3 separate regions of the Mus musculus genome follow, and regions 1 and 2 are each linked to region 3. A link is a loop called in an ENCODE intact Hi-C map of the cell type or tissue named here. Cell type or tissue: left cerebral cortex. All regions are shown on one strand. Each heading gives the region's core, and the rest is flanking DNA. Links, peaks and the distances in the headings are about the cores only.

Region 1 (9,957 bases), core at 472-2,971, 150 kb after region 3:
TGCTCTGTTTTGGGTATCCCAGTGAGCTTGATGCTGGGTGGTGATGTTTTTAATTCCTGGTTGCTGTGGAGAAGCCAGATCAACCTCTTCCCATAGGCTCTTCCACCTAATCTTTGGATTTTCCTGGGAGAAATTACCTCTGTCCCTTTATTTCTGATGGGAAGCCCAGGCTCCTGGCAGCCATGTTTCCAGCCCCACAGTGAAGCCATTGCAAGAAGCCTGAAGTGTGGAGGGAAGGAGACATTCACAGAAGGAAGAGAGCAGGACCCTGCTAGAATCTCTGATTGTAGCTATCCAGAAATGTTATCTCAGGAAACAATACACAGCCAGTCCCGCCCCCTCCCCAGCTCAGTTTGGCTTTCTGTCTGTTGCAACTCAGAAAGAGCTTTTAGCATACTTCCTAAGGCACCAAGGACGGTCCACAGTGCAGTCTCCCATTAGACAACCGCCTCTCCAAAAACTCAAAAAGCTCTGGGATGTGCTTCTCTGACCCATACGGAAGGATGGCAACTCAAAAGCAGCCAGATCAAGACGCATATATCTCCTTCACACACATGTGTTTCCCCATACACACGATGGTCACACCAAGACTCAGGCCTGGGGAGAAGTCTTTGCCAGTCAGGATGCCATCCCAGACATTTGCGCCGATCTCTGTACACCCACGGCCCTTTTCCTTCACTGCCCTAGTCAGCAATTTCGCTGATATATAATGAACACTTGCCAAGAATCATGTCAGCCCGGAGGCCCCAGGAGAGTCAGCAAACAGCCTGTGCTGTCAAGGAAGCTACAGTGCCAAGACTGTGAGGCCGTCAGAAGACCGCTCTGACTGAAGCGGTGGGACGAATGCTCAACAGATGTTTTTGTCAAGGGCTGCAGTTGCTCACAGGCTTTGTCCCTTGTTGCCTGAGACAGTTGTCTGGCTGGTTGTCCAGCCTGTGCCACATGCCATTGCCAGAATGGCTTCCTGAACACAGCTGTGTTAGCCCCCCTCTCTCTCCCCACAGGCTGAGGCCAAATTCCTCAGCCTTAACAAAAAATGTGATTCCAGATAACTCCTTAGCGCCCTTTCTTAGCCACATCACCCACTGTTCCCCATCCACAAACCTTCCAGAGTCATCAGCCCACATTCTTCGTTACTCCAATCAGCACTTCCACCCCGCCCCCACCGTCATGGCTCCTCCCACCCCTTTCTTCCTCATATCTTTCACATCTCCTACACGTCTCGGTTGTACACACCTCCTAAGGTGTTAGGATAGCAGATTGATTTTCTTCTCATACGATGTCTCTGATAGTCTGACTGGAGAGTTATATGGAAAAAGAATCCCATGAACGTGACCTCAAGTGAAAAAGAAAAGGGTTCCCTCTGCAGTTTGCCATGGGTGTGAGATTGGGAGTGCATGTGAGCGTAGCTTAGCTATAAGAACACTTGATAGCATTCGTGAGGTCCCAGGGTCCACTACCAGCACAGCAAAATAAGTAGATTTTTTTAAAAAGTTGGGAGGGGGACGTTTAAAATGGGTGCGCGGGTAAAGGCACTGAATGCCAAGCTGGACAACTTGAGTTCCATCTCTAGAACTCACAAGGTAGGAAAACAGAACGATTCCCACAGTTGCCTTCTGAGTTCAGCATCTGCATTGTGTTATGCAGGCCCACACTTGTACACACATGCGTGTAAATAAGTAAATGTGGCCAACAAATTGAAAGTAATAAATAAAAATCAAATGAAAGACAGTAAAAATATAAAAATAAAAAATAAAGCATTGTGTGTATAGGGAAACAACACCCTGCTCCAAAGCCAGTCTAATATCACCTGTCCCCACGAAACCTCCCTAACTCCTCCAAGTGAAATTGCTCTAATCTGTTTCTAAACTTTCATAACGCAGTCTCTGTGCTCCAGCACAGATGGCACCCGCCTTCTCACAGGTGCGTGTGGTTTTCTGCGTATGAGAGACAGATGGTATCCTGTGGGGTACGTGACAGTGTGTTTACTGACAAGTCGGAACTCTGTGAAACCTCGCTTGTTCTTCCACAGGACAGACTCACAGCTGCAGGGCTGCATAGCTGCACAGATGCTTCAAGGTCTGGCTTCACACCCACCGGGTGTTTGTCCAGCAGACTCTGAGGATGGTGTTCCTGTGACGGTGCGTGCGTGCGTGCGTGCGTGCGTGCGTGCGTGCGTGCGTGCGTGTGATGCCTTCATCTATTGTTCTCCACTGTGGTTTTTGAGACAGGGTCTCTTACTGAACCTGGAGCTTGCCTTTTGGGCTCACTGGCTGGCTAGAAAACCCTAAGGGGCCATCTTGCCTCCACCTCATGCCTTTCAGCTCTGAGGTTACACACACATGCCATGCCCCAGCTGGAGACAAGCGCTGTGCTCATGAAGCAAGCGTTTTACCCATTGTGCCATCTTTTCAGCCCACCTCTTCCTCCCTCCCTTCTTCCTTCCCTTCTTACCCCTTCCCTTTCTCTCTCTCTCTCTCTCTCTCTCTCTCTCTCTCTCTCTCTCTCTCTCTTTCTCTCTCTCTCTCTCCTTTCTCTTCCTAAGACAGAGTTTCACTATGCAGTCCTGGCTGGCCTAGATCTCCATATGTAGACCAGGCTAGCTTTGAAGTTACAGAAATCTGCCTGCCTTTGTCTCCTACAGGCTAGGATTAAAAATAGGTGCCACTATTGGCCTGGAGTGGTGTGGTGGCACACGCCTTTAATCCCAGCACTTGAGAGGCAGAGGCAGGTGGATGTCTAAGTTCGAGGCCAGCCTGGTCTACAGAGTGAGTGCCAGGACAGCCAGGGCTGCACAGAGAAACCCTGTCTCAATAAAACCAAATACATAAATGTCACCACACCCGGCACCAAGTTGGCCTCCAATTTGTGACCTTTCTGCCTTCAGCCTCCCAAGTGCTGGGGATTACAGGTCTGTGCCATGATGCCCAACCCTCTTTTCAAAGCCAAAATCATTCACTTCCTGCATGGTTACTTCTGTCCATCATGTTATTTGTGATATTCTTGTGGTCTGTAACTGGCAGCTGAGCTCCCAGCCTCTTTTATCTACCCCTCCCTTCAGGAAACCATTGTCCTGTCTCATTAGTGGTCAGCTCGGTGCTCAACAAGATAGTACCCTGCCTTGCAGCCAATGGCTTATAGAGAATTGGGTTAAACAAGCCTGGGGACTCATGTGTGGCCCCTAAGGAAGAACAGAGTGATTGTAAGGGATTGTGATGGAAGGCCTGTGTGCGTGTGCATGTGTGTGTGTGTGTGGGGGGGGGGGGGTATGTGGGTGTGGCAGGATGGGGCTCGATGGCATAGGCACATCTACGTGCTGAATTTGCTCTTCCTCTGCATCCCCGTACCCTCTTACACGTCCAGCCTGTGACTTCCACAGCTGCAAGCTCTGTGCTCTTCAGATCAGGGACCTACACTAATAGAAAGCATTTCAATAGCCTTCCATACACCTCACCCTACCCCACACTCATCCCACACATGCACAAACAAGAGCTTAGCATTTATTATCCTCCCACACCTGGGATCTGGCCGCTGGACTCCCTTGAATTTCCCTGACTGCATTCATACCCAGGACCTTGGACCTAGGAAACCAGCCAGACGCTGCATGGGGCCCCCTGGTTTCCTGTCTCCAGGACGATGGGGTGGTCACCATGGTCACCTGTGATGCCCTTAAATTACTACAGGGGCTATAAAATCACTGGCTAGGTCACTAAGGCTGCTCTGCCTTTCTGTCCTTGGCCCTGCCCTACACACATCCCCCACCTTCCCTCCCTGCTTGCAAACATATTGAGGCTGCCAGACTCAGCGGTAGAATCTTACAGCCTTTTTGGCAGGAGCCTGGCTGGCTCCCGAGAGCAGGCTGGAGAGAAATATAGTGGATCACATTTCTTCGGCTTGTACCAAATATTATTCAGATGTAGTTTTGTCAGACACACACAAATTGCTCATCCAACAAACACAGAAGGGCTAATCCCAGGGCATTTATCAGAGTCGGGGGGTGGAAAGCCTAGAGAAAGAATAGCCACAAGAGGCCTTTGAGGCCTGGCCAGGTAAGGTAGGCCTGAGGGGAGATGGTGAGACCTGTGTGTATTCCTGGGGTTTTTATTCCACAGAGGGCCTGAAACCTGGTACCAGGGCTTTGGAACCCGCTGTCATCGTGGCATTCAAAGCCTGCCCTGGTGTGTACACTTCCCAGTGATGAATTGCAACGGAGAAATCCACACGGGCCAAGCTGCCTTTGTAGGTAGACAGACCTCACCCCAGGTAACAATGGTCAGGTAGAATAGCTGGTTGTAAGGACTTTGTGAGCTACCACTGCGAAACACCAACTGCATTTATGCCTTTTGTAACCTCTCAGAGCTCCCAGTCTCTCTTCAGCTCTGGCCGGCAGGTGTGAACACGGGCAGCTAGGCAAGCAGGTTAAGGGACTGGGTCTACACAACAGCAGGGGGCAGAGACATGAGGTCTTTTGTCATGCTTCAGTTTCTTGCCAGCTCCTTTCTGCTGAGGCCTTCTGACAGGCTCTGGGAGCTTTCCCCTCCAGAGACTCAGCCCAGAAATGAGAGAAACCAGGCCTTATTCTTAGACCCAACATCTGCAGCCAGAGAGAGCAAGATAAGATGAAGCCTCTGGAGACAGCCTGTGTCCTCTCATGGCCTTGCAACAGGGTCTGCCTCACTGCTGGCATCTTGACATGTACTATGGGGGGAGGGGGGGAGAGGAAGGGGGAGGGCTCTCCTGGAAGGAGGAGGCAGTGACTACAGCAAGGTAAGCAAATGAAAATGATTGCTTGGCTAGACATGGTGGTGCATTCATTTAATCCTGCCACTCTGCAGATGGAGGCAGACAGAACTCTTGTGAGTTTGAAGCCAGCCCTGTCTGTCTAGAAAGTTCCGGGTTAGCCAAAGCTGCATTTTGAGAACCTTGTTTTAAAGACAAGCAAACAAAAAAGAAACAATACCAAAAACCTACAACCACTGCAACAAAAATAATTGCCGACATGTATATTGTTGAAATATCTTAAGGTTTATATAACCTTTGGCAGCAATAAAGCAGAGACCACTGTGGCCTGCAGATCTGGGGGAGGCAAGGGGTATCCTGGTACAGCTGGGTCTGGCCCAATCAGGAAGGCCTGGAGGGATTCCCAAGGTTGTTTCTACAGGACAGGTGTGGGTATACTGTTCTTATTACTTTTTAGAAAGAAAAGATAGGTTTTAGTCATTGTTTTACTGCCATGAAGAGACACCATGGCCAAGAGAACACTTATTGAGAAAGCGTTTAATCGGGGGTGGCTTACAGTTTCAGAGGCTAAGTCCATTATCATCGTGGTGGGGAAGGTGTGGGGTACTCATGGTGCTGGAGGGGTAGTTAAGAGCTATATCCTAATCTACAGGCCAAGAAGGACACTAGGCTTGGCTTCTTAAACCTTAAAACCTACCTTTGGTGACACCACTTCATCTAACAATGTCATATCTTCCAATCCTTTCAAATAGTGGCAGTTCCCAGTGACTAAGCATTCAAATATATGAGTCTATGGAAGCCTTCTCATCCAAACCACCTTGGGTACTGAAAGGCCTGAGGATAGGATTTAGTGTGGTGCAGTATTCACCCTAAGGGTGTGAATCCCAGGGCTTAGTCTTCAGCGCTGTAAAACAAAGCAGAATTATGTCCAAATAAGGCTCTGAGAAGCGAAATCGTTTGTTCAACTGAGGTCAGCCAAGTTCTGATGTAAGGGTTCTGACTCCATGCTCTTTTTAACCTTCCTTCCTCCCCACTAACCCTCATTTGTTTGTTTGTTCATTTGGTTGGTTGGCTTTGGTTTTTGGAGACAGAGTTCCTCTGTGAAGCCTTGGCTTTCCTGGAGCTTACTCTTTATAGACCAGGCTGGCTTCAAACTCACAGAGATCTGCCTGCCTCTACCTCCTGAGTGCTGGGATTAAAGGGATGTGCCATCAGCACCCTCTGAGATGTGATTGTTCATAATGTGGGCTGGTCTCAGACTCTCTACACACCCTAGCATGGAAGAATCTACGCTGTTCTTAGTCTGACTATGCTATACCCACTCTATTGTTACAAACTTCTGGAGAGATGCAGTAGATTCAGGAATCAGTTTAAAACTATTCAGAGGGGCTAGAGATTTAGCCCAGTCAAAGAACAACTGCCTAGCATGTGTAGGCAGATATGTTTAGTTCCTAACACTACAGAAATTCCCAGTTATGTGACAATGCTTCAAACATCGGGTTTGGGATTTTGGTGGCTTTGAGCTTAGAATGATTCTTTTTAGGGAACAATATTCAGGCAGGTTTCTACTGACACCCTCAAGCTATTGTAATCACCTTAGTTTTCCTGATTCAGAGAAGGAAATGGGATGTTGGGCTTTCTCCCTTAAACCAAAACAAATTGATTATCTGTCTGAGGTGGAAAAGTCTTGAGCTTTCAGCTTAGGTAAGCTTCACCACCCCCCACACACCTGCCTCAGTATAGGGACTCAGAAGGTGAAATATTGATTATAGATGATACGCAGAGCACCAGCCCCTTGGGAATAGCTCTTTAACGATACTTGGGAGAGCCAGGCTATAAGCAACTGCATGTGGCAACAAGGTCCCCAGAGCTTGATGAAAACCTAGGTGCCTTTTAGTGTGCCTGGTGTTAAATCCAGCAAAGCTGCTGGGAGTTACCAGTGGGGACTGCCCACCGGAGGTCAGAAGAAACCCGGCAACACTCTAAAGAAAGGCTAGAAACAGGTGTAGTACTCTTTGTCTGTGGAAAGGAGCATGGCCTAGCAACTGTCTTTCCTGGTGTCTGAACCTTTACTCCTGCCAGGAATTTGCTCCCACATTCTCACCCAAGGGACCCATGTTGATGTGTGCTTTTAGGCCTGATCCATTTCTCCTCAGAATTTGTTCCCATTTGTGAGATTCTATCTATTTATCATTCTCTTTGGATTTGAAGATTTGAAACTCCCCAATACAACACCTGTGACATTTTAATACAAGGAGATTATATATAATGTGTGTGTGGTGCTAGGATTCAAACCCAGGATCTCGCCCCTGCTGGGCAAGCACTCTACCTTTGTGCTCTCCGTTTATCCTGGAGATTGGGTTCTGAAGCACAAAAACCCATGGTCAGAAAGGTTGCTAGGCCTCAAGAAGAAAAGGGGGAAAGGAGCAAGTAAGGCCCAGGAAAACAGGCCAGGGCCTCTCTTCCTTCTCATGCCCACTTAGCTTTGTGGTCTGCTTCTGCCTCTCAGCTTTCTCTGCTCCTCTGCACACTGGCAGAAGAGGCCTCTACAGGACCATCCACACTGGCTATCCTGAATTTCAGATCCAAATACTCAGTATCGAAGTATTGACCATCTGATTGGGCTAGCTTGGATTAGATACTCTGCCCTGGTATAATCAGTTGTAGTTAGGAGGTGAGGTGAGGTGAAAAAAGGAGAGAGGGGAGGAGGGAAGGAGAAGCGGGAGGGGCAGATAGACAGACAGAAACAGATAAAGACAGAAAACTACCAAGACCGTTCCTTGGAAGAGAGAAAGTTTTAAGAGATCTGCATGTGTCCTGAATTTCAGGACATGATGACTCTGTCACAGTTCCTAGAACTTCTACATAACTGTGCCTTCACTTCTCAGAATGTCTCCATTGTCTCTTGGGTGTCAGTGACTGAACCCAGCAGGGCCTTGTGCACAGCCAAGGAAGTGTCCTGCTACTCAGCGCCAGCTTCTTCCCAGAAATCAGCGTTTCCTTGTGTCTCCTTCAGTGCTTGGTCCAGTGTTAGTCTCACTTTGGGATACTCTATGGGTTAGTTTGGGTAGTTGCTTCCTTGTGTCTCCTTCAGTGCTTGGTCCAGTGCTAGTCTCACTTTGAAATACTCTATGGGTTAGTTTGGGTAGTTGGTATAAGCTCTTCAGCACGCTGGTTCTTAAACCGGGCGGTGCATTACCTAGAGAACGCTGGCATTTTCTTCTCTGTTTTATGGTTTAGAGCCTTGTAACTTTTGATACACACAGACACACAGCATTTGTGTCACCTAAGTGGTGTTAGTAGGGCAGAATTCCATCTTATAATCCCAGCACTTGTGAGGCTAAGGCCGGGGAAATCTCAAGTTTGAGGTTAGCCTGAGATACCCAGTAAGTTTCAGGGTAGCCTGGGATATACAATGAGACCCTGTTTCAATAAAACAAATAAACAGGGCTGTAGAGACGGCTCAGCATCCGCAGTTAAGAGCACTTGTTCTTTTTTTTTTTTTTCTTTCCATTTTTTATTAGGTATTTAGCTCATTTACATTTCCAATGCTATACCAAAAGTCCCCCATACCCACCCACCCCCACTCCCCTACCCGCCCACTCCCCCTTTTTGGCCCTGGCGTTCCCCTGTTCTGGGGCATATAAAGTTTGTGTGTCCAATGGGCCTCTCTTTCCAGTGATGGCCGACTAGGCCATCTTTTGATACATATGCAGCTAGAGTCAAGAGCAAGAGCACTTGTTCTTGCAGAGAACTTGAGCTCTGTTCCTAGCACCCACACAGTGGCTCAAAACTATACATAGCTCCAGTTTCGGGGGAGCCAGTGTACTCTTTTGACCTCCCTGGGTACCAGGAATGCACCTGATTTGCATAGACACACACACAGGAAAAACACCCATCCATATATAGTAAAATAAACTCTTTAAAAATTCAAAGCAAATAAAATCAAAGCAGAACAAGGAAATGAACAAAAGGAAAGCTGTGTCTGCATTAAAAAAAAAAAAAAAAAGAGTTACATTTTTACTTATTTGGGATTGTGTGGAGGTCAGAAAACAACTTGCAAGAGTAGGTTCCTTTCTCCCAGTGTCTGGAGCCTGAAGACTGAAGAGGCAGCTAGTCAGACGTGAGGGCAAGTGCCTTGACCTGCTGAGCCACCTGGCTGGCCTTTAAGTTAATGTTTCAAATAAGGTGACAGAAGCATGGAGCATTGTTCTCCTCTCTGCTGGGTGTGCTTTCCAAGCAGAACAAGAAAGGAAAGAACAAGGGCTAAAGACACCGCCAGGGCTCAGTCTTCTAGCCACTCAAAATAACTATGTTTTATAGCCAAATGAAGTAATCCAAGGCACCGAGCCAACTCGCCAGTGAAATTGCTCAGTCCGGTTGGAGGACTTGAGAAGTGAGAATAGCAGAGGAAGTCTGGAGCGCTGGCGGTGGCAAACGCTTTCCTAACTCTACCAAAGGAAACAAGAGTGGCTTGTTACTGTTTCTTCACATCAACTTAATGAAAAAGGGGGAGGCAATGATTGTAACAGGTGGACCTCAGGGAGTCCCGCATGGCTTACCAGGGCACTTTTCTCTTGCATCTTTGCGGCTCCTTCTACTCAGTGGCTGTAGTTGGGAACATAGTGAATTTCCGAATTTTACCTTATTCAATACGTCAGAACTGTGCTTATTTGGAAACACCACCTTTGCAAATGCATTTGTTAAGTGAAGATGATGTCATACCAGATTAGGGTAGACCTCACTATCCTTATAAGAAAAAGGGCGACGCTGGGTGTGTTGTGAATGGCTTTAATCCTAGATCTCAGGAGACTGAGGCAGGAAGATTTGGGCTGAAGAACAGCTGGGTTTCTGGAGAAGACCCTCCCTGTCTAAACAAAGCAAGAACTCGAGCAAGAGTAAGGACAGAGAAAGGAGCCAAGGACACAGCAGAGAGTTGTCATTGATTCAGCATGATGTGGTTGGGTGTCAAGTGGACAAGGGTTGGGGACTGTGATGATTAATCTCCATTGTCAACTTCATTGGATTTAAAATGCCCATGAAGACAGAAATCTCAGTGTGCCTGTGAAGGTGCTTCCCTATGGAGGGAAGACCCACCCTGAATATGGGTAACAGTCCCAAACTGAATAAAAAAAAAGAAAAACCAAGCTGGAGACCACCATCCCCCCCTCTGCTTCCTGCCTGTAGAAGCACGTGACCAGTCTCAAGCTCCTGCTG
Region 2 (9,957 bases), core at 6,795-9,294, 140 kb after region 3:
GGTGTTAAACAGGGAGTGTCTGTGTATCTCACCCTCACCCTACCTCCAGCTTCTGCTCTTCCTACCTCGAGTCAGAGTTCCCTGCATTCACTTCCAAGCCCCATCTTCCCATCTTCCCGGTGCTATCTGTCCTGAATCTCCGTCATTCTTTCTTTGTGGGTGAGACAGCCCAGCTGCTGGTCCAACCCTACTCCAGCTTCACCTGGTGGAGTCCATTGATGTCTGCTCTGCCCGGACATGTCTGGGTTGTAGCTTTGAAGCTTGCCAGGGCCACGGGTATCTGGGGAAAGGCCAGGATGCTGGGGTTCTCCCAGGGAACGTTGCCAGGACACCCAGTAGCTCATTGATATGGAACTTCCAGGGCTTCAGAAACAGTTGCTTTCTTGGAGACATCCAGCTCTAGAAGAAAGTGACATCAGAGGCCAGGCTCTACTTGGTACTCCCTACCACAAGTGTGCTAGTGGGGACACACACACACACACACACACACACACACACACACACACGTACGCACGTACACACATATACACAAAAATAAACTAAATCTTACTTTTTTTTTTTTTAAGAAAGAGGAGATGGAGGCCATCAGAGAGCCACCTCCATCAGTATTTGATCTGACTCTACCTCCTAGCTACCTAAGGGCTGTCCATCACCCTGAGCTTTGTTTTAAAGATCAAGGGTTGGGCCACTCGCAGCAGCACACACCTTTGATCCTGGCACTCAGGAGGCAGAGGCAAGTGGATCTGTGTGAGGCCAGTGTGGCTAGCCAGAATAAGACCTTGTCTCAAAAACAACAACAACAAAGATTGAGAGTTGTGTTTTGATGGGGCTCCTGGTATTGGGACATGGGGTGGGGGAAGCACGTGAACATGTCCCGCGGGTGTGAGTTTATTTATTTTTAATTTTCTGGTTGTTCTGTTGATGGAACCCTGGGCCTGGTGGACAATAATAGGCAAACCCCTTTCACTGAGCTCAGTCCCCAACTTAGAATTCCTTTTTGTGGCTCAGTCCTCCATGGAGGCTGCAATATTCCAGAGTATGGAGACCTCGTGGGGTAAGAGCTGAGATGAGGGTAAACCCTGCCTAGACTCTCTGACCTGTGACCCTCACTCTCCCCAGATGACCAAGCCACTAAAACCTGACAATCTGGTCCAGTGACTGGTCAGTGCCAGGCTCCAGTGAGGACGCTTATCTCCTCCTAAGCTGGGAACTAGATTGTTACTGTGAAACCTCACCAGGGCTCAGCAGCTCAGGGCAAGTCCTCCCCACAGGCTCATGCTGCCATTCTGCTCCCATACCTGTGGTGTAAAGCTGAGCCATTGCCATCTGCAGTTTCCTACAGGTGACCAACCTTTGTCTAATTTTGCACTGTGAGGAGCTGGGATGGCTTTCCGGCATTGACTGGATCAGCACTTTTATCACAGAGTCAGAGGGAGGAGGTGTGAGCAGAGAGGAAAAGAGACTGATCAGGAAAATGGGCCACAGGCATGAGTAACAGCAGCAAGCGAAAGAGCTTCTAGGTTAAAAGAGAAACCAGGACACATGGAGTGGGCTTGCCTCCTCTCCAGAGCACAGACTGTGGTCTGCCTTGACGTTGTTACCACACATGCGCTGAGGCTGCTGAATGTGTTGGTTCCAGACCTGGGATTCAGTTATAGCTGAGAGCAGAGGATGGAGGGATGGGGCAGAGGAGACCACCTAGATCATGCTGGTGTCCTGAGAGGCAGTTTGCGGTAGATGGCCAGCAGGTGAAGGTAAGCCAGACAGCCCAAGTTTGATTCCCAGAACACGTGTTAGGTAGAAGGAGAAAACAGACTCCAGAGAGTTAGCCTCTGCCTGCCGCATGTGTGCCATCTTCCCCTCGCCCGCAAAAAACACACACACACACATACACACACACACACACACACACACACACTCAGACACACAATCATACACATACACATAGAGACACACACATAGAGACACACAAACACTCAGACACACACACATAGAGACACACACATACACATCACACACACACACACACACACACACACACACACACACATGAAAGAATCCAGAGTGGAAGCAGTTAGAAGCAGCCCTCTGGGCTGAGCTTGAACCATGCTTCAGCTTCCACTCTTTCAGAGAGAGAGAGAGAGAGAGAGAGAGAGAGAGAGAGAGAGAGAGAGAGAGGTGTTTCCTGTTCCAGTTCTCCCACACTCCCTGTTTCTGACTCAGCGTCCGTGTTTCAGGGCAGTGAAGGCCAAGGTCACCAGATGTGCTGCAACACTGGACAGTGTTGAATAACACAGACCATCCTCTCGCTGGATCTGTCCCTGGAAGCAGAAAAATATTATGAAGAGCCTCCTGAAGCAGGCAGTCTTTGCTGCCTCTTGGCCTTCACTGTCTTCTTTGGGGTTGGTTTGAGAGTAGAAGCTGGAAGATTCACCACAAGTGCACCAGTGCTGAATGAGATGCCGGACAGGGAGTTCACGGCTGGCTACCTGCCGTTACCACAGGTCCTGCGGCTGCAGCTGATGACCCCTTGCTTTCTCACAGGTCTCTTGCCTTTCTGCCCTCTGCCACCCAGTGCCTCAGCCAAGAGGCCTTATCAGATTCGAGTCTCTTGGCCTCGGCCTTTCCAGACTCTAGGACTATAAGAAATCAATCTGTGTACTTTATAAATGACTCAGTCCCAGGTACAGATGGAGAGGAGCTTGCAGAACAGTCAATTATATGAGTTCAATTACATCGCGTTCAGACACCAGCGAGCTGCTGCCAAACGCCTCTGGCTCTTCTCTGGTACTTTGCACAGTTCCACATGCTCAGGGGCCACTTCTCTGAAGGCACGAACACATAAGCTTTGCCCCAGGCTCTGTCTTCTAGAGATTGGCCCAGAACAACCTTCCAAGAGCCTCTCTTTCCCTGAAACAATTGTTCCTCGAGGAACTAAGGTTCTTGGAAATACCGTGCTGGCCACCTTTGCTAGTTAAGTTCCTCAGATTCTCCATGTCCAAGACTGAATTAGTCTTTTCCTTTTTTCTTTACATCTTCCTTTGTTGGCCTTCTCTGGCTTACTGACTAGCATCCCATCTGCCTATCACCTATGTGATCTGGATGTCTTTTAAGAAAATATCTTTGAGGTATTGTATTGGTATGTAGCTCCACCACTTCCTACCTGAGTGTCTCTTCCCACCTCTGGGGTCTCATGTAACCTGGGCTGGTTTTGAACTTACTATGTAGCTGTGGGTGACCTTGACTTCCTCTTGCTTTTGCCGTCCCCAGTTACTGGGTATCATTCGAGTCACCTTCCTCCTCTCCTCTGACAACCCTCCCTCCTCTCCTCTGATATCCCTCCCTCCCTCCTTCTCACCTGACTCACTAACAATTATTCATTTTTTGTTAAAAAGGCATTGTACTAGCAAAGGCTTGGAGGCTCGCTCACATCTGTAATCTCAGCATTTAGGAAGTTGGGGCAGGACGATTGCCATGAGTTTCAGGCCAGCCTGGTCTACATAGTGAGTTTCAGAGCAGCCTGGGCTAAAGAGTGAGATCCTGTCTCAAAAGAAAAACAAATAGGCCAGGCGGTGGTGGCACACACCTTTAATCCCAGCACTTGGGAGGCAGAGGCAGGTGGATCTCTGTGATTTCTAGTCCAGCCTGCTTTACAGCGTAAGCTCCAGGACAGTCAGGACTATACAGAGAAACCCTGTCTCAAAAAACAAACAAACAAACAAACAAACAAACAACAACCATGGAACTGGAGTAAGTTTAAAGGAACTTGGGGGAACTCAAAAGACAACAAATAAATACAAATAAAACATTAAAAATTTATTTTTCATGTCTTTGGAGGCTAGTAGCCTGACATCAAGATATGGAGGTAGGGTGAGAGGCTGGAGAAATGGCTCATCAGTTAAGAACACTGCCTGCTCTTCTAGAGGACCTGGCTTCTATTCCCAGTACCCATGTGGTTGCTCATAACTCTCTGTAACTCCAGTTTCAGGGGATCTGCTTCGTTTTTCTCATCTTGACAGTCACCAGGAACACACCAAGCATCATGCAGGCAAAACACTCATACACATAAAATAAAAATAAATGTAAAAGTATCATCAGGGACCCTTCCGTGGGGTGCCCAGGTCTTGGGCTGCATGAGAAGGGGGTGCAGGCTGAACCCCAGCAGTTGTCTAAGTTTCCTGATTCCCAACGACACACTGCTCCATGCTTCTCCTCACGAGCCTTCTTTGCCACGAAAGACTGTAACTGGAAACTGGATCAGAAAAGAAACTTCCATGTGCACAGGGCTGTTAAAGGAAGGCCAACTCAAGTGGGATCCAATGAAGTTTTAAATGAATGGACACTCCTTTCCTATCTCTGAGAAGAAAAATATAGACCAATAGAACCAAGAGCCAAAGCCACAGACACTCAGTGTGCAGGGTGTGGGAGGAAAACACTCTAGAGAAAGGGAGTGGAGAGAGAGAGCCTGAGAGATGAAGCTTCTTGTAGGGAAAGCTGCTGAGAACGAGGTGTAACCAGTGTGGCCCAATAAAAGAACAACACTAATGTAACTTCAGGCACACTCTGAGGTATTTTGATGGACAGAATGGGTTGTTAAATAATACAATGGAGTAAGCTAATGTGAAGGATGGAACATTAAAAATAAAATACCAGCAGGGTTGGCTCCTTCTAACTCCTGGACACCCAGGAACATTTAGTGCCTTGAATCACTGCCACTCCAGTTTATGATTCCTTTGTCCTGTGGCTTCTCCTTGTGCGTCTCTGTGTATCTTCGTGGCCAGAACACTCTGAGGAGCTCTCATTTCAACTTGAAAGTAATTGCATGTGTACTGACCCTATTTCCAAGTAAAGTCACTGCTTGAGGTTTTGTGAGGTAGGAGCTCAACATGTCTTTTATTTTAAAACTTTGTGTGGGTGTGGACAAAATTCAACCCACAATAGGGAGAAAATGATCTGATTTTACATCACATTCAAGAGCTGCTTTGATCTAATTAGCCTTATTTTTCCTTAGAGAAGGAGACACAAGCTGGTGAACCAGAAATAAATTCATCTTCCAGGCATGTTCGTCAAGCCAGAGTCCTTTCCATTCCCCTGTGTTGTATGCTAGCCACTTTACAAAACCGCATTGTCTTTCTGGATGGAAGGAATTTGCATTCGTGACATTTTGCTTAGAACTAATGGCCTTGGGAAAGTGCTTTGCCATTTTATTTGTTTAGCCCCAGAACTATCCTGAGGCCCAGAAGAGTATGCTCCCATTTCACTGATCCAGACAGAAAGGGTGGGAAGGGGTTCTGGGATTACAGACTGAAAGTAGTGGAGCCAGGACTCCAACCGAAGTCTAGCCTCCAGTCCTGACACTAATGCTAAGAGACTCGTGCTTCTCTCTCCTTTCCCCAGGTATTTAAAATACTACCTTTTAAATTAGTTAGACTCTCCTCTTCTCCAGTGTAGTGAAAACACTAATATTCTTGAGGCTAAGAAACTACAATGCAGGCACATGCCCAAAGAGAAACCTCTACAGATGTTTCCTCCAGAGAGAAGAGAGCACAACGTGTTGTCTACACTGCAAATGTCTGCTTTTGACCTTGGCTAAATTTTCTTGTCCAAGTAAGGAGAAAGAGGAGGGGAGGAGGCAGAGAAGGGAAAGGCATGAGAGACAGATGAAGCTAGCCGGTGAGGCTGGTCCCGGGGACTCCTCTGCAGCTACTCCTGGGTCCTTAAGCCAGCTCCAAAGCTGTGCTCAGCCTTAATCTTTGTCCTCTGAGCAAAAGGAAATTTTTTTTTTGTCGTCTTTATGAACCTGAGGCCTGTCTTTGGGAGAGAGAGGACCGAGGTTTATGTTTGTCTTCTCAGTTGCCTTTAGGTCAAAATGACCACCGTGGCAAAGTGTGTGGCAAAGTGTGCTCCGCCTCGCACAGTAGGCTCTCACAGCTTTGACTTTACTCAGTAATTTTCTTAGGAATTCTAGACAAAATATTTTTGGAGGTGGTGGGGTGCTGGGCTGTCAACTCCATTACAAAATAGGTTAGTATTCTTTCCCTGAGCTACCTTCCAGTCTCTGTTCAGCTTTTAAATTTAATATTTTTTTTGGAGACGAGATCTCACTATGTAGCTTTAGTTGGCCTGGAACTTCCTGTATAGACCAGGTTGGCCTTGAACTCAGAGATATTTGTCTACCTCTGCCCCTTAAATGCTGGGATTAAAGTTATGTACAATGCCTGGTTCACCGTAAAACAATTTTTGTGTGTATAGGTGTTTTGCCTGGCCTATATGTCTGTCTGTCTACCACTTGTATGACTTGTGCCTACATAAGCCAGGAAAGGGTGTTGGATCCCTTGGAACTAGAGTTACAGATGGTCGTGAGTCAGCATGGGTGTGGGGAATTGAATCTGGGCCCTTTGGAAGAGCAACCAGGGCTTTTGTTCCCTGAGTCTTCTCTCCAGCCTCCTTCTTCAAACTTTTAATTGTGTGTTCTTGTTCAGAAGGACTAGAATGTGCTAATGTCATATATATGATGAGTGTGTATGTGTGCACCACACATACATACACATATGTGATATATATTTACGGCGAGAGAGGCTTGGATAAAGAGGTGCCTGGTCTTGTGTATGGCAACATTCTCTTGCGGAATAGGAATGGGAATGGGGGAGTACTTGTTACTTGGAGTGCTCACTGGAGTGACTCCCTACGATGGCTGGCTGATCAGGACATGTGCAGGAGGAAAAAGGGTGGTTGCCTTCCATATTCCAAATGCAGTTGCCCAATAAACTACTCCCAGGAATGGCCCCAGGCCCTCCTCCCTGTGCCCTTAGCTCTGGCGTGGGAGGCCTTAACTGCTACTTTGTAGCTTTTTTTCTTTTTCTCAGCTGCTATCATTTTTTTTCTGTATTTACTTTTGGTGCTAAATGTAGAGCACTTCTCTTTCATAAACTCTTTCACACGCCCCCTTCCTTCCCACACGATAAATATCCACTTGTGTCCTTTTACAATTTTTATGATTTCATGTTTTACATGCAAATCTTTATGCCATCTGGAATTTAGTCTAATTCTAGCCAGGACTGGGCTCCAAATTAATTATATTCCTAAGGGCGAGGTTTTCATGTGTGGGCTTCTTAAGTATGGCTCAATTCTCAGAGCTCCATAAAAGCTTCAAAGTCAAGAATGGAGAAGTTACACTCTAACTCAACCAGCTCTTAAGCTATGTTCCATTACCACTCAGTCTGAGACTCTGGCACCCTCCGAGTGCTTCTGGGGAGAAGCTCTGGATGTTTGCATAGGAGGGCTGAGGTGGAGATGAAGCTTACAGAGAACTCTCTGGAGAAGCCAAACACTCGCTGTGTTCCTGCCACCAGGCACCGCCTCCTAGAACGCAGGACCCAGCCTTGCAAGCAGCACCACTGGCCCCTGGTGCCACTCCTTAATTGCATTTTCTTGCTTTAGTTCTCTGAGCCCTTCCTTCACTGGTCCAGCTCTGAACTGTGACTGCTTAGACACTCTCAACAGACAGATAACTCTAGAGAAATGTATTTGACTTTGTTTTTTGATACAGGGTCTCATATATCCCATAGCTTAAAACTTGTTGTGTAGTTGAGGCTGGCTTTGAACACTCTTTAAAAAGTCTTTTTTTTTTTTTAAAATAGTTTATTGATTTTAATTTTATGTGTATAAGGGTTTGCCTACCTGTATGTCTATACACCAAATGCATGCAGTGGCTGTAGAGGCCAGAAGACAGGGCCTGATTCCCTGCAACTAGAGTTATAGAGGGTTGTGAGCCACCACGGGAGTGATGGGAACCTGAGCTGGGTCCTCTGGAAGAGCAGCAGTGATCGTAACTGGTGAGCCGACTCTCCAGCCTTGGCTTTGACTCTTAAGCCTTTGCTTCCACCTCCCAAGTGCTGGGATTACAGGTGTGGGCTCTGACCGTTAAACGCAACACACACCGTTTCATTTGATTTAAGAACAAGAACAGCAACAGAAAAACCCAGCTGGCATTATTGGTTCCATTTCTCAAATGATGAAACTGAGTTTCAGAGAGGGGAAATGATTTACTTAGAGGTAACAAAGAGGAAGCCCCCACTCAGAAGCCTAGGTGCAAAGGGTTAACTTTGGTGGAAAGAACCTCTCTGTTGGTTGGCTTCCTCTACTCTTTGAAGCTAGTTAGTGGGGTTGAGTGGGGTTTTCAATTTGAAACTGCTTTCTTTGTTTTGAGATTTATTTTAAATCCTGCGTATATGTGTGTAGCTGTGCGTGGCGTGTGCACACTGGACGCAGCTGCCAGCACAGCTCAGAAGAGGGTGTCAGAACCCGTGGGGCTGGAGTTACAGGCATCTGTGAGCTGCTGCTGTACGTGGGTGCTGGGGAACAAACTCAGATCTTCCGGAAGAGCAGTCAGTGCTCTAACTACTGATCGGTTTCAGCAGCCCAGGATGGGCATTGCCAAGTCAGGTCTCCTACCGTTTGATGTAGTTTCTTCCGTTTGTAATGCCCACCTCAGCCCTTCGGCTCTAGGGCAATGGCTTTCCTTACAGGCATCCGCCAATGTCCAGTTTCCTTGCCTTTGCCTCTTCCTGCCCTGGGAATTCCTCCAGGGCTCTGTCTTCCTCCAGGCTGTTGCTTCATGAAGGGAGAGATGAACTCAACACCCTCCTTTATTTTTACTCTCCAGGGCCTGGCCATGCTTGTCTGTCTTAGCATAGTTTGTATTACTTTAACAAAGCACCAACGGCTGAGACTGACCATGCCATGGTTTGTTTAGTTCTTAAGGTTCAAGAGCATGACACCACCAGCATGTATTTGGCTCTGGGGAGGGCGGATGGTACCACAGCAAAAGGAATGGGCAGGAACCATGGGACACGAGGAAGAGGCAAGCGACATCTGTGGAATAGTTCTCAGGGCCTGTGATGTAGCTAGCATGAATATGGCCCTAGGACCCAGTCGCATTGGCTCCCCCACCCCAAAGTAAGAAAGAACCAGGGATTCAGGGAAGGGGTCAGTCAGCCTTGCTTACTCTTGTTGGGGCATGGTGCCAGCATCAGGAAGCTGTAGCCAGAGGAATGCAAGTTCAAGTTCAGCCTTAGCTATATAGTAAGACCTTGTCTCAAACCAATGGCTGTAGATATGATAAGTGGTAGAATACTGGTCTAGCATGCACAAGGCTCTGGGTTCCATCCCAGCACAAGGGAGAGTGCAGGGTGTGGGGTGTACAACTCTTTTCTCAGGGGAACTGATCAAGTCCCACCACTGAAGTTTCATCCCCACAGAGGTCATCAACTCCCTGGAGCCAGACTTAGTTAGGCCTTAGCAGGCTCCACCTAGTCTGCCTCATCACTGTCAGACTAGAAAAGGGAATGAAGATTCCAGCCCATGATCCTCTGGGGCAAGCCAAGGCATTAAATAAGTACAAGAAGAAAAGCAATTGTGTCTGTGTGTCAGTGTGTGTGCCTGTGTATGTGTGCCTCTGTGTGCATGCCTCTGTGTGTGTGTGCCTGTGTGTGTGTGTTAGTCTTAGATCTTGCAATGTTTAGAATCTATCAATCTATCACTGTGAACCTTCATCTGAAGATAATATAAGCTGTAGAAAGAAGCATAAAAATGATCAGTCTGAGGCTGGCAAGATGGCTGACCAGGGAAAACTCTTGCCACTGAGACTGAAGAACTGAGTTTGATTGCCAGAAACCACACAGTAGAAGGAGAGGGCCAACTCTACAAGACTGTTGTCTGAGCTCTGTGTGCCATACTCATGCCCACATGCCCACATGCCCACAAGCCCACATGCCCACATGCCCACAAGCCCACAAGCCCACATGCACACATGCACACATGCATACTGGTATGTAAAATAATAACTGTAATTTTGAAAAGCCTAAAAATCCTCTGTCTTGTATTTTAGACTATTTCCTTGAGAAGTATCTCTTGTTTTTAAAAGTCATTTTGAACTTTAAGAATCAATTGAGGGCT
Region 3 (9,957 bases), core at 2,741-5,240:
GTTCGGAGGACCAGCTGTTGGTGGCGTCAGTCTGGATTCAGAAGACAGCATCCCTCTGTCCTTCTGTTACTGTCTCCAGCTGCTGAGCCCTTACTGTGTGCAGGCCCTGGGAATGCATGATGCAAGAGGCTGGGCCTTTGCATCTGGGGGCTGCAGTGCCTGCACGTGTGTATGTACGTGTGTGTCTGTGTGTGCATGTATGCCTATGTGTGCTTGTGTGCACATGTGTGCACGTGTACATTCGTGTGTGTTTGTGTGTGTATGTGTGTGTGTTGCTGGGTGGGGAATGAGCTAAGCAAGAGGGAGAGGCATTGCCCCAAGGGTTCTAGGATCAGCGAAAAGATCACAGATATTCTTGCCAGTCAGGTCAGAGATCAATTTTCAGAAGTGCAGACAGAGCAATGTGGTGTCTAGCAAGTGTCCTTTACTAGAATTGAGAGCCACACGATAGCCTGAGTTTATTGATTCTTTCCCCCTATCCATGTAGGTGTCCTAACCTGCTGAGCCATCACACTGGAAATAAGTTTTTTGTTTGTTGTTTTGAGATTCGGTCTCTTTCTGTATCCAAGGCTAGCCTCTAACTGTTAACCCTCCTGCTGGGATCCCAGGCCTGATTGGCTCCTTGCAGTTTCTGGTCTCAGTGTCAGGTCACAAGAGCCTTGACCCCATCCACAGATCAGTTGTCTCTATTCTCAGTTGATACTGGCTGAAAGTCTACACCAGGGCAGACACCACTGAGCTTAAAAGGGCTAGAGACACAAGGACATCCTCGGCCTCCTGTAGTTTATATTCCTGTACAATTCATGGTGTGTGAGACATGATGCTAAGGCAGTGGGAAGATGCAGGGATGACACAGTGAGCCATGTGGATCCTGAGGGAAGAGCCTGGCAGGCTGAAGGTGAAGCCAGTGCATAGCCCATGACTGGGAGGCTGGAGGAGTCACTGGGCTGCAGTGCAAAGATGGTGAAGGGCAGGAGGGGATGAGGTCAGAGAAGTTAGGCCGGGGAGCCTGAGGCCAGGCCCAGGGGATTGTAGAGGACAAGTGTGGAAGAGAGGTTAGGGCATCTCTGGAGGAGAAAGCCAGGTTTCGGTGCAGGAAGGAAGGAAGCAGCCAGTATGGGTGGGGTGGGAGTCACAGCACCTATGGGGCCTTGGGCTTTCAGCTTTGTTCATTATACATTCCTTTCCCATTATTCTTCCTGACCCAGTACACACTGGCTGTGGGCCCCACCTGGCTTTGGGCCTTGTTTTCCCATCTAGACAATGAGATTTGGATCTGTTGGTGTTCCGTGGCCTCCCAGATGACTTTTCCAGACCTCTCTCTTCATCCTGCTCCCTCTCCAGTTGAGTGTGCTGTTGCAAAGGGGCATAGGCATGAGGCAGGGGCAGCTAGTCCCACGGCAGGCCCCTCGCAGACTTTGGAGAGGGTTTGGATCTCAGCTTGGTGGTCCAGCTTTGAGAAGAGTCCCTTACTCCTTGTTTGGCCTGCCCTCTCCCTCTCTCTGGGCTTTGCTAGGGGACACTGGCTACACTCTGCTCTGGGTGGTCTTACTCACCTTCAGATGGAGACTTGCAGGCTGGGAAGTAGGAACAGCCTCCTCATGCTGATGCCCTTTATGTGAGGAGGCTGTGGCCAGCGGCTTTGACTCCACACCCACCTCTGCACTGACCTTGTAGTGGAAGGAGTAGGTCTTAGAGAGATTCCAGCCATCCCATATAATAAGGAGCGTGGGACACTTAAAAGCACAGGAAGCCACCAGCCTGGATCTGAGTCCTTGCTCTACCCTCACTAGCTCTATGACCTGAGGTAGAAGCTCCCACCTCATAGCCAGTGCTAGGAAGACAGGGTTCTTCCGGGCACAGGGGTCTTCACGCTTGCTGCCTTCACTCCACTATCATCCAGTCCTCTTACATTCAAGGATGCTAAGGGCCATGTGTCTAGGCACCCAAGGGTATGACCTCTGCTAGCTTTGGGCTTTATACTGTCAAATATACTATGCAACAAGAATATAAATAACATACAGGAACAATTAAATAACACACACACACACACACACACACACACACACACACACACACACACACACACACACTTCTCATGCCCTCACACAAAACAAGCCCTTATATATAGTCCCAGATGCTCGAGAGACTGAATCAAGAGGTTTGAAGGCAGCAGGGCAACATAGAAACATTTGTTTCAAAACAAAACAGCAAACCTCCCTCCTTACATTGAAAAGCCCAATGTTTCAAGTGTCCACTTCTGAAACCCTGACAGGCTGTTGAGACTCAGTGGGCCTCAGTTTGCTTACTTGTTAAATAAGGATGAGGCTCAGAGACAGAGGAGTTTCTGTGTTTACTACTATTATCATTTCCCTGTGATAGAACGGGCTGGGTAGTGTCTGCTAACCAGACACCTAGCTCCAGCTGAAGGGAAGGTCAGAGCAAAGGCTCATGGGTGTGAACCAAAGGTAGAGGAGAGGGCAAGGCTGGGAGAGCTGGAGGCACCATTGCCCTGGTCCTCTGGCCTGGCCTGTGCCCTGAATGGTTGACAGAGTGTTCTGGCACCATCCTAGTATCTCTTCTTTTCCATCCACTCTCCAGACATGACCTCGCCATCCTTTAAAAATCATGATGTACTAGCTCCCTAGCCCAGTCCTGTCTCCAGAGACTTCAGACTCCCATGTATGGCCTCCTAACAGGCAGACTGTCAGCTTTTTTAAAAAAGATTTTTATTTATTTTATGTATATGAGTGCTCTATCTGTATGTACACTTGCATGCCAGAAGAGGGCATCAGACCTGTTATAGATGGTTGTGAGCCACCATGTGGTTGTTGGGAATTGAACTCAGGACCTTTGGAAGAGCAGCCAGTGCTCTTAACCACTGAGCCATCTCTCCACAGCCCCAGACTGTCACCTCCAACGCCTCTTCTTCTCCTCAGTAAATGGCAAATTCAGTCTTTCAGCTGCTCTGGTGACAAACTTTGAAATCATCCCTGCCTCTTCTCTCTCACACATCCCACACTGCAGCTGTCAACAAATCCCTTAGGTATTATTATCTGCAAAACATATCCAGAATCCAGCCCCACCACACACCACAGACACTGCTGTCTCTCTTGGATGGCACTAGTGCGTGATAGCCTCATCTTAAGATGCTCGTCCTTGCAGTCTTAATATAGGGTCTGGATCCCTTATTTATTTTTATTACTTCAAATTTCCGTTTTTTGTATGTGGGTGGTGCATACCAGTGGAAGCCGGAGGGGCAGGGTCCCTCTGGAGCTGGAGGAGGTTGTGTGGGTGTTGATTTGGGTGCTGAAACTAAAGTTGGGTCTTCTGGAAGGACAATGGGTGCTCTTGAGTTAGATCTTACACATTACTCTACCCAAAGCTTTCCATTGGCCAGTAAAGCCTGAGCTGACCCCATTAAATCCCAGTATCTTTTGGACAGCTGCTCTTCCCTGTTACTGGCTCCCCCATGGCCTTTGGATCTTGCTGTTTCTCCACAGTTTATGGTAATGGCTCCGCAGCAGAGCCCTTTGCTGTGGCTTTCCCCCTCTGCCTGGAATAGTTTTCCTTTGGGTAGTTGCATGGTTTGCTTTCTCCCTGTGTCTATTTAACAACAAACAGAGAAAAGGATCAGCAAAGAAATGAAAACGTGGGCTGGCGAGATGGCTCAGTGGGTAAGAGCACCCGACTGCTCTTCCGAAGGTCCAGAGTTCAAATCCCAGCAACCACATGGTGGCTCACAACCATCCGTAACGAGATCTGACTCCCTCTTCTGGAGTGTCTGAAGACAGCTACAGTGTACTTACATATAATCAATAAATAAATCTTTAAAAAAAAAAAAAAGAAATGAAAACGTGACAAGAATATGGTTTGTAACTGCTACTAAAATGTTTGAACTTCCAGGCCCTGGTGGGGCACACCTTTGATCCCAGCATTCAGGAGGCAGAGGCAGGCAGATTTCTGAGTTCAAGGCCAGCCTGGTCTACAGAGTGAGTTCCAGGACAGCCTGGGCTACATACACAGAGAAACTGTCTCGAAAATAATGAAACAAAACAAAAAGGTTGAACTACAGTACTTTCAGGAGGATGGGTGAGTACACCCCACGCTCCGGCTTAGGGTTCTATACTGCTCTCTAGTGGCCACTCTAGAAATAAAGTCCTGTCTTCTGAGAGGTTCAGCTTGTTGTTTCATTTTCTTGTCCACTTCACAGGACCTGTTGGACCATCCTGCCCTACAGAGTTTTCAAAAGAGCTCTGTCCTGTGGGTCTGTGGGGAGCACACACGGTACCTAGTGAGATCCCAGATTCTCAGCTGTTCATGTGGAACCTTGGGAAAGTAACTTGACATACTTTCTGCAGCTTTGAGGAGTGAGAGATGAACGTGGTGGTCAAGCTTGGTGCCCATGAGGTGGTTATCTTGGTGACTGCTACAAAAGGTTCCTGGGAAAGGGTGGAGAGATGGACTTTAGACTCCTTTACTCGAAACTCTGCTGTGTTGGCACAGCAGGAGATCAAAGTGGGGTCAGTGAAAGCTCCAGCCTTGCCAGGGCCACCTGACCACAGCTCCATTTCTCCCCACCCCCATGCCACCTGCTGAGACTGTGCAGGTCTGGGCTGGTGGCTTAGCTGCTCTGATGCCCTGTGGCATGCCGACTCTCCACTTCCCCTTATGATGGCTTGGCACAGCACACAGGTGAGAATCATTGGCTCACTGGGAGGTAGCAGAATCTGCCCAGCACATGGGTAGGAACCATCACTCCCGCCCTATGGATGCTGAACCCGATACCCACTGTAGGCAAAGTGTCTGGGTCAGAGGAACCTGGTCACCTTGGTGTTCAGTTGGGCTCTCGGCCCCCACATCTCCTAAGTCTATTCGCCAGAAGAACAAGCTACAGGCTTCCTGGACCATAGGAAAGGAATTCCAAGTGAGTTCTACTCATGGAAGCTAGGGCCCCAGCTCACTCTTTGAAGACGTACCTTCTTCCTGACCCTCACCAGCCCTGATCCCTGATTGGGGTCACACAGTGTTATCCCAATGACTGTTTCTTTCAAGCTTGTAAGCTGAGGGACCAGAGTGGCTTCCAGAATTCCTGTGGAACCCTGGGTTCTAAAATGCCATGAGCGATGGTACAGAAGATGTATGCAGAGGCCATGTGCTGTGTGAGAACTTTCTCTTGGGTGTGGGCGACTAAGGTTAGGTCAGTGAAGACCGAGGTGCTGGCCTGGTCTGGTCATGTCTCTTTTAGAAGAGGAGTTGAGTTTCCCTTTCAGTCAGGAATTCAGAAGTCTAGCCGTATGGGAAGGGATCCTCAATACGGTCAGGCAGGACCCAGAGCTGTCTCTCACAGACCTGCCAGCAGGGAGGCTTCTCTTCAGCTGTACACAAAGCATCTCTCTGTTCACTTGGACGGCCCTAAGGTTGAAAGGAGCCAGCCATGCTGGACAGTGAAATTACTAAGAACTCAGTCTCTGGAACTCTCCGACCCATAGACTAGTGAAGAAGACCCATGAGAAGCCTTCAATGGGGCCTGGGCTCCTCTTGGGGACAAGAGAGAAACAAGCTTCCTGGTGAGCCTTGGCTTATGATCCTACTTCCCTGACCCGAATTTCTGCCTTAGAGGCAGCCCCACCATCTCAGCTGAGCTACTTCTGTAGCCTCCTGGGCTTCTTGCCTCAAAGCAGCCTTCGCGTTCTCCCCCACACACTTCTGCCTGAGGTCAGGGGGACAAGTCTATGATGACATTCAGACCTTTCTCTTTTTAATTTTACGATGGCTTGGGAAGGCAGAACTTTTTAAAAAAATGTTACATTTTAAAATTTTAATAAAATTTAAATTAATACATTTTATTATTTTATTTTGCTGTATGAGAGTATCAGATGCCCTGCAACAGGAGTTACAGACAGTTGTGAGCTGTCATCTGTGTGTTGGAGATTGAACCCTGGGTCCCCTAGAAGAGCAGCCAGTGCTCTTATCTGCTGAGTCATCTCTGCTGATACAGCCTTGCTGCCTGCTTTTGCCTATGGCCTCATGACTCAGAAGCTAGTCGCCGTCTATCAGCCTCAGGCCTCAGCACTAGCTCTCCTTTGTCTCTCACCAGATGTCATTGTATCCACGACTAGTGTAGACAAAAGACACACTCTTCCCAGACCTGAGTGTTGTGCTCACAGACGCTGCATCTCTGATGCCCAGGTTGTGACTCCTGTAACCCTCACATCCCAGGCCAAGCAGGAAGGCCCCACTCTACCAATTGGCGGTGCTAGAATTCCCTGGGCTCTGATCCTCAGCTCAGAAGTCAGAGTTCCCTTTCTTGCATGCACAAATCACCCTCTCAGACCCTGGACGACAGCTGTTGACTTCCTGTTCTGTGTGAGGCCACAGACCCTGTACTGAACAGGCCCAAGAGACTGACTCTGCTCTTCCCATCACTTGTCTCCTGTCACCTGTCCCTGCTGCCATGTCCCCGTAATTTCCATGGAGACTGGTTTTTCCTTTAGCCTTCCGTGTCTCTCAGCTGGGTTTGGTGAGAGCCTGCAATGCCAGCACTTAGGCTGAGGAAGGACTGTCGAGGGTTTAAGATCTGAACGGCTTAAGCAACTTAGCGAGATCCTGTCTCAATAAACAAAATACAAGTAAAAATTAAGTGCCTTGTTTAATGATTTCAAGTTTTGGGAGGCTCAAAGTTTATTTTAAAGCAAAAAGAAGCCAGGTGGTAGTGGCGCATGCCTTTAATCCCAGCACTCAGGAGGCATAGGCTGGTGGATCTCTCTGAGTTTGAGGCTAGCCTGGTCTACAGGAGCGAGCTCCAGGGCAGCTAGGGCTACACAGAGAAACCCTATCTTGAAAAAACAAACCAAAACCAAAAGACAACAACAAAGATAAGTCCAGCCTATGGAGAAGAGGGGCCACACAGATGGGCACAGTGGAGACTGAAGAAGGCCTACAGTAGGATGCTTGGCGTAAACTCTGGACTGTCCACATACTTTGAATATTTGAACAGTGGTTCAGAGCTCAGATGCAGAGAGAGTCAGCATGGCTGCTGAAAGCCTAGGAAAAAAGCAACCCAGTACCGCTGTCTATGCGAGAGTCTCTACCAACCACAGAGGACTTAGGGCTACAGTGGACATGGTCATAGACCCACATTGTGAACATGGCGAGAGAGCTGGTCCCAAGTTCTTACCATTATGAGAGACAGTTAAACTGTCCCGGGGTAGGCTTGGTGACATGCTGAAAGAATGCCAGGGATTTGAGAAAACGGAACTCTATAAAGCAACCTAACCAGTCTAGAGACATCCGGGAGCTTTTGGATAAGATGGGTAGGTTTAAGACACACGATTGCAGACATAGTTTTACCAATGGTCAGGGCTTCACGTCTTTCCTCATGAGGAAGGTGAGGCCCACCAGAACAAATGGGACAACCAGACTATGGCTAGGTGCCACAAAGTCAGTTTGGGATAAAAATTCTGATTTATCCAAATAAAAGCTGATACTCCCCCAATCTCTTAGTAATCACAGTGATATGTGAGGAGCCTCTTCAAACACATGATTAAAAATCCAGTGGCCACACAGCCAGAGGTCTGTGGACAGGCCCAGACAGGGGGTTCTGACACACTCATGCTTTGGCTGTATCAGGACAAGACAGCACGTGTGCTGGGGTTCTGCCAGGCAGGAGGAACGAGCATGATTTATCTGCTGGCAAATGAGTCTCCTCCAATACACAGAATCATTCTTTTATATAAATCTATCTATCTTCTCAATCCTGGACATCAAAGTAGTCAATCACGGCCTCCTTCACTATCTTCTGTAAAGTACTGCTCCCGGGAGCCCTGCAAGGAAAGCAAAGACGATGAGCCTTTCTCTACAGGGAGATAAACCTGGGTCTTCAGGGAATTAAGGCTTCAAGTGTGTCTGATGCCCCGTCAATGTGTACTGGACACCATGCCGTAAGACAAGCCCCAGGAGGCCAGCGATGGCAGCTGAAGCCCAGCAGTTTACCCCAGCTCCTCTGCCGGCACAAGCTCAATGAGAAAGCAGCTAAGAATCCTTACTTGTCTGCCTGGTGTCGGTGATGAGGAATTGGTGGTGGCGGCCGTGTCTGTGTCTCCCTTTCAATCACACTGGTCAGCGTGGTAGGAGGACAAACAGACTTCCCTCTGTGGGGAGTAAAGCAGAGTGCTAAGATGAGAGAATCCTGAGCAGAAACAGCAGAGCCAGAAACCCGGCATTTGCTCGGGCAATGCTGCCATCGCCGCTACTGCCGCCAAGCACACCCACTACCACCTGTCTCAAGTGTGGCCAACCTGCATCCCACTTTGTTTGTCTACCCCCCGCCTCGCCCCCTGCAGCCCACCTCCTCCAACGCCACCCTTCACTATTTTTCACTGAGAAGTTCTCCCAACACCCTCAGGTTCTGATGGTGATTCTAGGTCCTTCCAGGCCCTTCCTCATACCGCCACCTCCATTTTCTCTGATGACAACATGGAGTCAGACAGAGTCCACCATTTTTTCTGTCTCCACCATGCCATGATTAGAGCCAGGGAGGTCAGCGGGAGAAGCAGGAGACAGGTGCAGGAGCACAGAGGAGCAGGCATTCTGCTCCGCCTGCAGAGGGACAACTCCATCGTCTGCCGTGGATCGGGGCCTTTGTGAGACTTGGGTACTAGGGTGCACCTGCCCTGCGCAGAGGTGTGCGCTCTGCTCTCTGCTTGGATCTTTAGGTAATGGTAAAAAGGCTATTCCACAGAAGTATAGATTTCCCTTCCGTTCCTCCAGGAGGAGAGGAAATAATAAAAGCACACAGTGACTCCCAGTGTCTTGCCTGTCCTGCTGAAGAGCTAGCCCTCCCTGTGACAGCAAGATCAACCCACCTGACGGCAGTGACCACGACATTGCGCTTTGGTTCGCTGTCATAGCTTATGCTCTCCAGGCCATAAACCTGGGCCAGGTCATGGATGATTCGGCGGTGGTCTCTGTTCATGGGGGGGAAGCAGTGGCTTTTCTTGTTATTCTTGCCCTGGTTGGAAGGAGAGAAGACTGATCATTTCCATGCCCTGGGATCAGAACAAGCTCAGGACTCCTCCTCACACCACAAGAACGCAGCTGTCTGAGGACGGCTGACTTTTACTTATGCTTTCCTGTTTGCGTCTGTGTCATTATTACTGCGCACTGTGCGCGTCAGATGATGGTGTTAGCGGTTGGTTCTATCCTTTCGCTGTGGGTTCCTGGGATGAAACTAAAGTTGTCAGCCTTGTGGAGTCATCTCGTGAGCCTGTGACTGAATTTCAGAGGTTCACTGAGTGTGAGCCTGGGATCTGACACACTCCAAACTTATAATGCACAGGCAGATGGACAGGGTTACAAACAGGAGAAGGTGGTGGAGCTGAGGGAGGCGTAGTAGGCGAGGGAAAGAGTGGGAAGGTAACCATCGGTAGATACAGCCCTGAGAGCCACTTAAACCTCAACCCAGTGGCTGGACACGGAGCCAAAGCTGTACTGGCTTCTTCTTCTTCTTCTTCTTCTTCTTCTTCTTCTTCTTCTTCTTCTTCTTCTTCTTCTTATTATTATTATTATTATTATTATTATTATTATTATTATTATTATTATTATATTGAGAATCTTACTGTGCAGCCCAGGTTATCCTGGAACTTGCTATGTAGATCAGGCTGTCCTCCAACTCACAGAACTCTACCTGTCTGTCTCCTAAGTGATGGGATAAACAGTGTTCATCACTATGCCCAGGTCACTATATCATTTCTCCATACATAGCTCATGCTGATATCCCTGGCAGTCTGTCCCCCCGATCTTCATCTTTAGTCTCCCCACAAGGAATTGTGTCCCAACTCTGAGAAAATAAGAGTGTGCTCCCTCACAGGCAACATTTCAGTCATTCTGGTGGGGGGGGGGCTTGCATGTTTTCAAACTTGAAATCATTCAGTTATTACTGTTGACCCTGCCCCA

What was found. Peaks named below come from ENCODE experiments on the same cell type or tissue, not always from the same donor. Only the 100,000 strongest peaks of a DNase experiment are listed, where the experiment ranks them.
Region 1: it touches region 3 in a loop (15-fold over the local background); 4 of 42 quality-filtered maps call a loop at or near these places.
Region 2: a loop joins it to region 3, with 30 times the contacts of the local background. A loop is called at or near these places in 4 of 42 quality-filtered maps.

The regions. Positions count from the first base shown.
Region 1 is chr4:40,868,105-40,878,061 of GRCm38, reverse strand. It overlaps Gm34289 (a long non-coding RNA gene), which reads right to left and starts at 5,643. Exons shown (of 4, transcript XR_001784553.1): 1 at 5,438-5,643. In left cerebral cortex, for the core only: no CTCF peak of the experiment used is centred there; DNase peaks (open chromatin) are centred at 659, 825, 1,088 and 1,951.
Region 2 is chr4:40,881,734-40,891,690 of GRCm38, reverse strand. It overlaps Gm34289 (a long non-coding RNA gene), which reads right to left. Exons shown (of 4, transcript XR_001784553.1): 2 at 2,220-2,321; 3 at 203-399. Among named protein-coding and RNA genes, the nearest start is that of Gm34289, 14 kb to the right of the region's middle. In left cerebral cortex, for the core only: no CTCF peak of the experiment used is centred there; DNase peaks (open chromatin) are centred at 6,986 and 8,309; H3K27ac peaks cover 407 bases.
Region 3 is chr4:41,022,670-41,032,626 of GRCm38, reverse strand. It overlaps Nfx1 (nuclear transcription factor, X-box binding 1), which reads right to left. Exons shown (of 24, transcript NM_023739.3): 22 at 8,868-9,013; 23 at 8,049-8,153; 24 at 6,635-7,826. The coding sequence ends at 7,754. Among named protein-coding and RNA genes, the nearest start is that of Aqp7, 20 kb to the left of the region's middle. In left cerebral cortex, for the core only: CTCF peaks have their summits at 2,758 (motif pointing right) and 4,138 (motif pointing left); DNase peaks (open chromatin) are centred at 3,025, 4,075 and 4,644; H3K27ac peaks cover 420 bases.